Linked DNA regions of Homo sapiens: region 1 is linked to region 2. The links are chromatin loops, found by intact Hi-C in ENCODE. Cell type or tissue: CD4-positive, alpha-beta T cell. All regions are shown on one strand. Each heading gives the region's core, and the rest is flanking DNA. Links, peaks and the distances in the headings are about the cores only.

The links. A loop is a pair of places that touch in the nucleus more often than their neighbours do. Peaks named below come from ENCODE experiments on the same cell type or tissue, not always from the same donor. Only the 100,000 strongest peaks of a DNase experiment are listed, where the experiment ranks them.
Region 1: it touches region 2 in a loop (4-fold over the local background); 10 of 110 quality-filtered maps call a loop at or near these places.

The regions. Positions count from the first base shown.
Region 1 is chrY:12,901,749-12,907,838 of GRCh38, reverse strand. DDX3Y (DEAD-box helicase 3 Y-linked) reads right to left here and starts at 2,971. Exons shown (of 17, transcript NM_004660.5): 1 at 2,858-2,971; 2 at 245-302. The coding sequence starts at 2,902. In CD4-positive, alpha-beta T cell, for the core only: no CTCF peak of the experiment used is centred there; DNase peaks (open chromatin) are centred at 2,168, 2,568 and 3,068; H3K4me3 peaks cover 3,204 bases; H3K27ac peaks cover 2,272 bases.
Region 2 is chrY:13,477,106-13,483,195 of GRCh38, reverse strand. It overlaps UTY (ubiquitously transcribed tetratricopeptide repeat containing, Y-linked), which reads left to right and starts at 3,163. Exons shown (of 30, transcript NM_001258249.2): 1 at 3,163-3,682; 2 at 3,879-3,942. The coding sequence starts at 3,531. MIR12120 (microRNA 12120) reads right to left here and starts at 4,019; the gene lies at 3,930-4,019. In CD4-positive, alpha-beta T cell, for the core only: no CTCF peak of the experiment used is centred there; DNase peaks (open chromatin) are centred at 3,135, 3,635 and 4,645; H3K4me3 peaks cover 2,854 bases; H3K27ac peaks cover 2,783 bases.

The sequences.
Region 1 (6,090 bases), core at 505-5,504, 580 kb after region 2:
TCCCATCTCAGCCTCATGAGTAGCTGGGACTACAAGCACGTACCACAGCGCCAGGATAATTTTTTGTATTTTCAGCAGACATAGGTAAACAGTGTATTTTATTACCCAGACACACCAAAATATCTCATATTTTCATATAGTCAAGTTGTAAAGAAAAAAATGTAAATTTAAAATTAACAAGTCCAGTAAGACATTAACATTAAGCTCTGATAAACACTCCATTTTTAAAAAAAGTTTTACTTACTGCTCGCTGTACTTGCTCCTCCACTCTGTTTTTCAGAGTTCAGGTCCAGATTAGCAAGCTAGAAGAGATATCAATAGCTCACATGCTGATACACAAGAACAGATAACATCACAAAAGACAAATGAGACCTAGATTCCAATCTTATCCTGTACCACAAACTTAGCTGCCATGTCGGCCTGGTATTACCTGCCAAATTTTAAAGATGTCCAGGTCTACCAACCATGACAAATGCAAATGGCATCAGCTGAATACCAGCAGTTTCACAGTAATGAGTTCAAATTCATTAATTCAAAACAAATTTTCCTTAACAATTTTCCGAAGTGAAAACTTTCCTAACTAAAAAAATTTACCATCAATTTCTCAGTAACTTCAACATCCAATTTAGCTACAGTCATGATAGTGAAATGTTCCCAATGACAGTGGTTTTCTTGATATTCTAACCCTAAAAATAAATGGACATTAAAATCATTTGAAGATTCCTTAATTTATCTTTGCCCTGAAGACGGTACAACTATTTTTAATGCAGATAAATTCCTAAACATCAAAAGCTCAAAAAAAAAAAAAAACTTCACTATGTTTTGAGTACTACGCGGCTTTACACAGCTGTCACTTAATGTTCGATACTTTATGGAGATGGTAGCATTTATTTCTCCCATTCTAAACATCAAATTCGGAGGTCTTTGGTTGCGAAGTTAAAAAGCAACACATCTCGTATTTAATGTTTCTAAAATGACATATCCAATCTCAATTCATGCCTCCTTATACTGATGGATTTTAAAACTAGAAAAAAGGTTATTTCGCTTTAAGGGCTTTCAGCATAATACCTTACCTAGAACAACTCTGAAGCGGTGGCGGGGGTGGGGGAAAAAACCATGTACGTTAAAATAGATTTTTTTCAAAAAACACGTTAAGACCAATGCCAAGAGCACCTTGGTCACCTTTTTGCACAAACTTTCTATGCCGTAGAAAGCTTACATATATAAGTTCAAGATACTATCACATTACATGAATCATCAATTAAGATACTACTGTACTTAAAAATCTTGCCATCTGAATTTACTACTTAATTCTAGTGAACTAGACAGCACGGTTTATCAAGAGTTAAAGGGATGCCAATTACATAGAAAACATAAATGCGTATTGCCCAGGCTCTTAATTTTCTATTTCTGTGGTCTATTTAACACGTCAAGTCTCAGTAAACTGCAGGCGTTAATACGTCGTCAGTGGAAAAATAACCTTCAAAGGCAGACCATTAAATCCCTCAAACGACACCTAACAGCAAAATTTAAAATCATTTAGCATCACTAAGCTTTAATTACAACTAAGAAGTTCCGACGGTATTTTTTGGTTAAAAAAAAAATGTATGCTCTTTATTCATTCTCTCCCCTAGACTTGGGAGGCAGAAATGCAGGGATAAGCTTGCAAACGACTGGTGTGCCAAATGCAAAAGCGCGGTAGGTTCCTGACACAGAAAACGAGCCTGATCTAACACGTAGACCACCTATCTTCTGCCTCATCGCCCAAACTTCCAAAGGATCTGCCCTTAATGGAAACACAGTTAAACCTATATCAACAATCCTTCGGCGATAACAAGAAAGTAAACCACAAATAACCTGTCCCGCTAATCAACATTCGAGGTTAGTTTTCTACCGGACGACTTCTGCATGTATCGCCTAAAGTAAAGATACAATACCATATAAAAACCGCACAGCTCTCGGCTAGGCGGCTGTCCAGTGACTGAATTAACAAAGGGGTGTAGCGCAATGCTGGATCTCTAACCTTCCAGGTGTCTTTCCGCGGGCGTCCAATTTCCATTATTTCTACAGGGTCAAGAGAAGCACGCGGCAGCCATCCTTCCCTACCCTCCCCACCATCCCTTTCCGGTCCTTCTGCGTCACAAAACTTTCCATACCGGAAGCCCAGTTTCGGCACGCTCAGCACCCGGGCAACGGTTGCTCCGTGGCTACGGGACCCCACCAGAAACAAGATACAGGATACTTGTTACGTTGTGCTATATTATAGTCACTCGTCTTCAAGAATTCCACAGGCCTGGCCCCTCTGCTCAAGGAACACAGCGCTGCCAAGTCACACAATTGTATACACAAAGACTCTGGCCATTTGCCCGAGCAAAGACCATACTACTCTTTCTTCTCGCTACACAAACTGGGTGGCCTGAATACACTTTCTTCTTAACAATGACACTACTGCGAATACGTCAGGGGCGCCAGATAAGAGCCTCACCCTGGACATAAAAACGGTCCGCTTTTGCGAACCGCCTCCCTCCCCCGCCCCCTCACAAACGGGTTCGTGGTCGCACATGCGCGTCTCCACGGGACAAGCAAACACAAAAGCCGCCATTGCGTGAGGCCCAGTACTATACCAGAATACCAGCGTAACCACTACCATTAACGTTACTGCCATCGCACGATCCCTTCCGTACGTGGTCTTGTCATGGTCTCATGCAGTTTCTCTCCCCATTTCCCTAGAGTCCCAGTCACATAACACACGAACCCACCAGAAGTGAAACTGAAAAACCAATTAACAGTGCGCCACAAACCGTCAGGCCAAGTAAAGGGTCCCGTAGAAAGCCTCGGTAGGCTTACTTTGACTCACCTGCTGGTCCAGTTCAGGGTCATTTTTCACCACCACATGACTCATCCCTGAAGAGAAGCGAAAAATCGGGTAGTCCACTGTAGGTGTGAGACCGAATAGCGGAACTCTTACACTGGACCTACAGCTATTAAGCGCACTGGTTAGCCTACGCGGTAATATGGCCCCTCCCACAGCTATACGACAGCACGCACAACGTGCGTAATCGTTGGCTCCACCCCTCCACCACCACCACCCAATCCCTTTATCGCTACCGTTACTTCTCCCTAAATCGCGTTCGTTTAGTCATAAGATCGCGGGATTACGTAGTCCCAGCGCCTCTCAAAATTCGCGCGATGTTTGCTATCCCCGCCCTCTCCTAATGCCTTCGAATTCTAGGGATCTAGCAAGATATCTTTCGCCTTTTTCGCCTTGGGGAAATCTTAAACACAGTGACAATCTACCACTAACTCCCGCTCCCTCCTTACCCACCCTCAACTTCCCTTCTTCCTTAAGCACTCTCTCTTCCCTTTTACTTCTGAGAATAGGAAGTTTCGTAAAATTTTTCCGTTCCAACTAGCCGTCACCTACCTTTGACAAGCTTCAGCAAAGTTGGAACTAGTCAAAAAACTCTCTGAAGCCAAGATAGATAAGGGTTACGGGATCCCAGGTGTTAGGCGCAGTGACCATTTTACGTGAGCGATCCACGGTGGTTTGAATACAATCTTCAGGTTAGGGAGGTGAAAGAACAGGTCCGCAGAAGGTCCCTCTGCAGGATGGACCTGACTGCACCTGAGGAAAGCTGAGTGGATTCCGCAGCACGTGTGACCAGCCAGAGGCTCGACAGACTTGACAGGGTTAGGCTGCTGGGGTTCACCTAGGAACTCCAGACCCCTCTAGTTTTTCTACCGGTGTGCCTGCGCTTTATGAGCATACGGCTTTAGCATCACAGGATGAAGAAACAATGAAACAATTACATACTGAATGACGTTGATGATAACACACCTACCAGGGGACCTAGGCCTAGGCCCTTAACGCACCCTGGCATAGTGATGAAGAAACAATGAAACAATTACATACTGAATGACGTTGATGATAACACACCTACCAGGGGACCTAGGCCTAGGCCCTTAACGCACCCTGGCATAGTGATGAAGAAACAATGAAACAATTACATACTGAATGACGTTGATTATAACACACCTACAAGGGGACCTAGGCCTAGGCCCTTAACGCACCCTGGCATAGGTCCCTTGTTTTCACGAAACAATGAAACAATTATATACTGAATGACCCTGGTGATAACACACCTACCGGGGGACCTAGGCCCTTAACGCACACTGGCATAGGTCCCTTGTTTTTCTGGGCACCCTGCAACCTAGGTTAACCAGTGCTATACTACGTCCCCAAAGCCAGCCTAGCCATGGGATTGTGAAAGACTCTTTTGGTTGCCCAAAAGAATGAGGGTTGAGGGGGATCGGCCTACTGAAGGAACCACTACACCAAAGTTGTCCTACGTTCGTAACAACTTACAGGCGCTGCAGTGGGTGGGAAATAGTCTTTTGCCCTAGAAGGAGTTACTTTTTTTGGCCAAATTCTCAGTCCTCCCTCTAGTCCAGATTCAGCAGACAGGCAGGAAAAAAAAAAAAAAAAAAAAAAAAAGCTTAGTACTAGATTCCTGGCTTTAACTAATAGCCATATACGTGGTTTTACAAACACTTCTTCCCTCTGAACTCTCAGCGAAACCAGATTAAATATCCAGATTTTACACCGTCCTTCAAAGGGTTTCCTAGTGCTAAAATTCAAATACCTCCATTCTCAAAACATTATCACAAATATTTCTGCTTTTCCGAATTTAAAATTAAAACATTCAAAGTGATTGGAACATACACTTTCTATTCAGTGTTCCCAGAGTGAAGTTGGTTTACTGCTTTGGCAAGTTAAAGTTGTCAACTAGATTTCCTTTTTTATAACATATTTTGTGTCGACACCTTTACCATTCTCAAGTTAAATTCACACGTGATATAAAATAAATTTATTGGCCTTCTCCATTTTTGACCTTCCTTTCCTCTCTCTTTGCCTCCCAAAGAAATAAACTCAAATGATGCACAATGACACCCCTCTGGCCCCTAACAAACCTAATTATTATATAATTAAAAGAATATTTATAATAAAATATGTATTTTGGCATGTAAATGACCGCCACTGCTACACTGACAAATACACAAGTGGTTGCCTAATTTAGCTGCAAATACAAACAGAATGTATTCACAACTCACTGTATTATGAACAGGGTTGCAAACGGTAGTATTTCTAAAATGGTAAAAACAATATAAATTTATACAGTCGTTGCCTTCTCGGGGGGAAAAAAAACACTCCCTGTATGTTTAAAGTATTCAAAAATCCTTTTGGTTTGTTTGTTTGTTTGTTTTTGTTTTTGTGACAGGATCTCACTTCCTCATCCAGGCTGGAGTGCAGTGGTGGGATCTTGGCTCACTGCAGCATCCACCTCCCAGGTTCAGGTAATTCACCTTAGCCTCCCGGTAGCTGGGACCGCAGTTGCACACCACCCACCATGCCAGGCTAATTTTTTTTTTTTAACTGAGAAGGGGTTTTGTCATTTTGCCCAAGCTGGGCTCAAACTCCTGAGCTCAAGGGATCTGCCTGCTTTGGCCTCCCAAAGTGCTGGGATTGCAGACACAAGCCACTGCAACCAGCCTAAGAATACTTTTGAGTTTATGTTTAAAGCAATTTTGTAGGTTTAAATCCTAACCAAAGTATTTTCTACTGTGAATGTCCCTGAATTACAGGACATCTAACACCCTGAGCCCTGCCTGCTAAAATGTCAGCAGCCCATGCCAATCATTGTGATATTCAAAACTGCTAGCACAAGTTTACAAAATACGATCTTGAGAAACTAGGCTTGAAGACCTCAGGGTCTATTCCAGCTCATTTATGAGATTCGTATTATGGAGCACTGTTAAAGTACATTTTTGGCCTCACTTATTTCCTTTTTGTATAGACCAGGGAAAACATGAGCTTCTGATATTCAGAAGCTGTGAATTCTGACAGCTCTCATTTGTATATGAAAATTAGCAATAAATAGGACATAATGACTAACCTGGCTCTGGGACTTATTTTACTTTTGAATAGTGCTGAAATGCAGGTATTGCAATAGGAGTACCTGAAAAAAGGTTATATATATTATACATACATATATATATAGCAGTTTCCTATTTTCAGTTATTCTACAACTA
Region 2 (6,090 bases), core at 354-5,353:
GGAGAACATTAGAACAAATACCTAATGAATGAAGAGCTTAAAATCTAGATGACAGGTTGATTGGTGCAGGAAACTACCATGGCACATATATACCTGTGTAACAAACCTGCACGTTCTGCACATGTATCCCAGAACTTAAAGTATAATAAATAAATAAATTTAAAAAATAAGCTACATGCATTCACATATATCAGGTTAAATGGTTATATCCTCTAATTTTCCGATAATTAATGCTCATTTTTGTTACTTCTTCTTTTGCTATACCACCCTACCTTCCATGTGTTGTTATACTAAATTTTTTTTTAAAAATAATATAAAGTCATTAGTCTAGTCTCTTCAGGGAATAACCTAAATCTGAATGCTTTATACCCATTTCACATACATGTGACAAATTATACACTACAAAGGGTACAAATAATAAGCCTTTTATCAGTATACATATTTTTGTATCTTTTGTAGTTACATTTTATAAACCAGGTAAGATCCAAAAAGTTACATAGAATGTAAGGCCTTAATGTTATATACTGTCTGATTTATAATCTGCCAAATGTACATGAAGGTATGAGGATGGATGCAGCTTTGTATTTACATTCGATATATAATGTTGGGTTAGAGATTAGCTAATTTTTCCAAGGTACAGCCTGTACAGAGCCAGAATTCAAATTCATTCTTTACTGCAATTTCTGTCCCACCTCTATGTTGCTCTATCACTTTGTAATAATTACCTGCCTCAAGTGAGACAGGTAGGCCTTATTCCTGGAAAAGGCCATATTCTACATTATTTGAATGTCTGCTTGTGCAAATGTATGCATATTATCAAAAACCTCTTGGTGTGATGGCCACCACTATGACAATTAATATACTTACTAATATACTTATGACAATTAATATAACATTTTCAATAGTACAGCTACTGAAAATATTCTGTGGTGTAGCGATTCAACTGAAATGGAATGAGTAAAGAACATGATAGACTATAATCTATAAAATCAGAGTTAGTTGTTAGTTTCAAAATAACAATGAAAACACGTGTTACTGAGCAAAATCAGCTGGGATTTCCAAAACTCTCACTAGTGTTATAGTTTTTTGTCTGGAAGTTCTAAACTGTCCTCTCATTTAAACATCAAAGTTTAAATATATAATACCTATTTTTGGAGGAGGCAAATCTATTACTTAAAAAAAGATACCATTTCTTCACTTATAAAGGAACATTTCCCCTAATGCCATTAATAATTAACATTTTTGTAATATCTAATATCTGGAGGTATAACCAGTAAACTATTTGATACATGGAATATTATGCAATTTGTCTTTTGAAAACAGTAATCAACAGAGGCGTTTAATATATATGAGACTTTTTATAGATTCTTTACATAGAAAAATATACACAATTCCTCAACATACATATGCCATATAATATGAGAAAAAAAAATTAATCTTGGGATCCCAAAATCACTAAGTAACGGAAAAGTCAAGCTGGGAACTATGTCACTAAACTTGCCTCCCATTTTATTCCTAAATAAGATACGTACAAAGATAAGAAGCTACATACGTTCCTCACAACGTGCCCACAAGGAAATTCCTTGTGGACAAAGGACAGACCCAACTCAAAGTTATCCCTGTGAGGCGCACAAGAGACAACTGCATATCTGATTGCTTCCTCTGCCTTATTATTTATTTATGTAAAAATACAGAGTTACTAGCCGGACTAAATTCTGTATTCAGTAGGAGGCTGATCAAGGACTCAAAAGCATGCAAACTCTTGTCTCTTATCTACATTTTTTTTTTTTTTTTTTTTTTTGAGACGGAGTTTTGCTCTTGTTGCCCAGGCTGGAATGCAATGGTGCCATCTCGGCTCACCGCAACCTCCGCCTCTTGGGTTCAAGCGATTCGCCTGCCTCAGTCTTCAGAGTAGCTGAGATTACAGGCATGCGCCACCATGCTCTGTTAATTTTGTATTTTTAGTAGAGACGGGGTTTTTCCATGTTGGTGACGCTGGTCTGAAACTCCCAACGTTAGGTCATCTGCCCGCCTCGGCCTCCCAAAGTGCTGGGATTACTGGCGTAAACCACAGCGCCCGACCTGTCTCTTATCTATTTCTAACATGGAAGCCCCCGCTTCGAGCTGTCCCTCTTACCTGACCGAACCAATCATGTTTCCCTAAAACGTACAAAAGCAAGCTGTGCCCTGACCACCTTGGGCAAATGTATCATGGGTAAGTCTTGCAAAATAAACTTTTTAAATTGACTAAGACCTCTCTCAGATATTTGGGGTTCAGAAATAAATTCTTTTACCTATTATTTATAATTTTGGTTACAATTGAGAAAGTAAGAAAAAAGTGGTGTTTTTTTCTTTTCTAAGGGTTACTGCATCTTGAAAGTGTGATGAAGGTCTTAATTATTGTTCTTATAATTCCTGTCCACAGAAGCTCCTACTCTTACTGAGACCTCACGGAATTATCATTATCACAATAGAAATAAACATTTTGGGTTTGTGGAGTAACTTTTTTTTTTTTTTTTTTTTTTGCTCATCGTTTGTTGTTTAGATAATATCATGAACTGATAAATGCAGTTGCCACGTTGATTCCCTAGGGCCTGGCTTACCGACTGAGGTCATAAGATATTATGCCTTCTCTTTAGACTTGGTCAGTGGAGAGGAAATGGGCAAAGAACCAGCCTATGGAGGTGACAAGGCCTTAGGGCCAAAAGTCTTGAGGGTGAAGGTTTAGGGCCTGCGCAGCTTCCCTGCCATGCCCCGCAAGGTCTCGCATTCGCAAGGCTTGTGACAGTGGGAGCCTCATTACGGACTCTCCTAAAGTCCATGGTGTCCTCTTTTCGCATTTGCGCCCCGTGGGTGATGCCCGATGCCGCCCTTCCCATCGCTCTCTTCCCCTTCAAGCGTATCGCAACTGCAAAAACACCCAGCACAGACACTCCATTTTCTATCTTAATGCATTTAACTAGCACAACCTACAGGTTGTTCCATCCCAGAGACTACCCTTTTCTCCATAGACGTGACCATCAACCAACCAGCGGTCAGAATCAGTCAGCCTCTGTCATGTTCCTAGGTCCTTGGCGAACTGGCTGGGCGGGGTCCCAGCAGCCTAGGAGTACAGTGGAGCAATGCCTGACGTAAGTCAACAAAGATCACGTGAGACGAATCAGTCGCCTAGATTGGCTACAACTAAGTGGTTGGGAGCGGGGAGGTCGCGGCGGCTGCGTGGGGTTCGCCCGTGACACAATTACAACTTTGTGCTGGTGCTGGCAAAGTTTGTGATTTTAAGAAATTCTGCTGTGCTCTCCAGCACTGCGAGCTTCTGCCTTCCCTGTAGTTTCCCAGATGTGATCCAGGTAGCCGAGTTCCGCTGCCCGTGCTTCGGTAGCTTAAGTCTTTGCCTCAGCTTTTTTCCTTGCAGCCGCTGAGGAGGCGATAAAATTGGCGTCACAGTCTCAAGCAGCGATTGAAGGCGTCTTTTCAACTACTCGATTAAGGTTGGGTATCGTCGTGGGACTTGGAAATTTGTTGTTTCCATGAAATCCTGCGCAGTGTCGCTCACTACCGCCGCTGTTGCCTTCGGTGATGAGGCAAAGAAAATGGCGGAAGGAAAAGCGAGCCGCGAGAGTGAAGAGGAGTCTGTTAGCCTGACAGTCGAGGAAAGGGAGGCGCTTGGTGGCATGGACAGGTACGCACCTCCATCACCCGCCTGGTTGGCTGGCGATACTCTCCGGGAAGGCCTGGACGCAGCTTGCCCACGTTGATGACGGGGTCATCCTCAGCTTGGCACTCACCAATCTGTCGCTGTCGCTCTTGGACTCGGGAAGGAGCAAGTCACTGGCTTTCTCAGACCATTAACAAGCTCTGTGTCTCTCTCTCTACAGCCGTCTCTTCGGGTTCGTGAGGCTTCATGAAGATGGCGCCAGAACGAAGACCCTACTAGGCAAGGTAAAAGCAACCAGACGCAAAGTCTTTGGTCCGCACTTTGCTCTACCAAGGCCCCGCGTTCCTTACCGCCCAGCCAGTATTTATTTTGGCTCTGCTCCATGGCCAAGGGGTCGGAAAAGTGTTTCTTGCCTTTGCTGTCCCCGTACTCTGGAATACTTCGCCCCTTGCTCCAGACTCCCTTCTACTCTGAGGAAAAAAAAAATCGGACGCTTTGGGACCGGGCTAAACCGGGTCTACACCACATGCCTGTTACTTTAGGGCCTTTTGTTCCTGAATTTTAGCGTCACAAATAGTGAATGTGTACAGTTTTCAAAATTCATAACTTCCTGCTTCTTCCCCTCGCCTTTTGGTATTTGGCTCTTGGTGTCTAATTTTAAACATTTTTTTGCCTTTTTAAAAAAAATATCCCTGGTGTCCTAAGTGTAAGTAGCAAGTAAGTTACAGCGGTGAAGAGTTTGCAGTAGATATTTGACCTATAAACTGATGCGTGTATGTTTAGCCTGAAGTTTAGTGATTTGTTGACTTTTTTAGGATGCACAGTGCTGCAAATGTGATTTCATGAATGTGTGTGCTTTTTCCATTCAGGAACCTTGTTTCTTAGGTGTCATGCTCACAGTGGGAAGAATTTGTTGTTTGTGTGAAAAGTTGGCACTGTCGTTTAGTTAATGGCTGCTCCTATCAGCCAAGATGGCGGGTAAAAAGGGGGAGGAGCAATAAAGGGGGAAGCTTGGGAAGAGGGTGGAGGTATTAACCCGGAAACCTTAGCAAGGAATAGACCGTAAAGAGCGCTGACGTAGCTTCATGTTGCTTATTAAAAATTATTATTATTTAAAAGTAGAATTCTTGCGTTATCTCCAACATTGACAGCAGCATTTTTAAACCTATATGTGCTTATTAATTGCAGCATGTTTAGTTACTCCCACGTGAATTGTTGCGTAACTTGGCCCTGGAATATTCCTGTGTGTATCGTTTTTTACCCTCTCACCAAAATCTTGTTAAAGTATTTGTATGTTGTCAATTGGTCCCGTGAAATAAGAACGGTACAACAATCGCGCCATCTTTTAGATGCTGAAGCCAGTAGTTAAGAATTTCAGTTTATTATTGTATTTGACAAGGAAATACTAATTATTTTCTCAGGATGAACATTTTACTTACCAAGACGTTTTACTTTGTAGTTTAATTCAGTACAGACGCTGAGTTCTTTTACCTATAATCTCCTTTGTATGTTTGTTTTGGGGGCAAATACTGATCAGAAAACTAAAATGTAATATATATATGTATGTATAATGTGTATATATATAGTTAGTAAATCCACTTTATTTGACTGATAAATGAAACATGAGTTAAACTTTGATTATGCAAGTGAAAATAGCTTTATGAAAAACATGTTATAGTATCAATGATACGATTTAAGCAACAGTGACTCGATCTGCCTTAATGTTTAAAATAGTTATGATAATGAAATAAAAGTAATTTGATGTTTTCTGGGATAATGTGGGAAAATACTGGTTGAGAACTTTAAATCTTCATATGCTGGAGTTAGGATAAATTCTCAGTGGGTTGTGGTTAACATTTTAGTTTGGAATGAACTTTTCAGATAGACAATATGGGGTTTAAATTTTAAGGAATTTTTTTTTCACATATTGATCCTTTCCAATTTTGATTACAGTAACATTTTAAATATGAGAAAGTGGTTTCATTATGTTTGGGGAGAACTGTAGCTTCATAAAACACTGAGTAATGCCGTATATTAAACTGCAGTGACTTTTTTGAAATGAAAAAAATATTAACTCAATTTCACTTCATTTGGCTCAGGATTCTGAAGGCTGGGAAGTCCAGGATCAAGGGGCTGCGTTTCATGAGGGCTTTAGTGCTGCATCATTCTTTGGAGAAGGTGGAAGGGCAAGAAAGTATATCACAGTGCAAGAGATGGGGGATGCCTAACTCTCTGTAATGAACCTATCCTCACTATGACATTAACCCATCCATGAGAGCAGCCTGCTTATGATGTTGTCAAATCTTAAAGACATCATTTCACAACACTGTTGCATTGAGGATTATGTTTTCAATGCATGAACTTTGGGGGACATATTCAAACCATAGTACCTGTTCTCCAAGACAAATTATTCTACAGTATGTATAATAAAG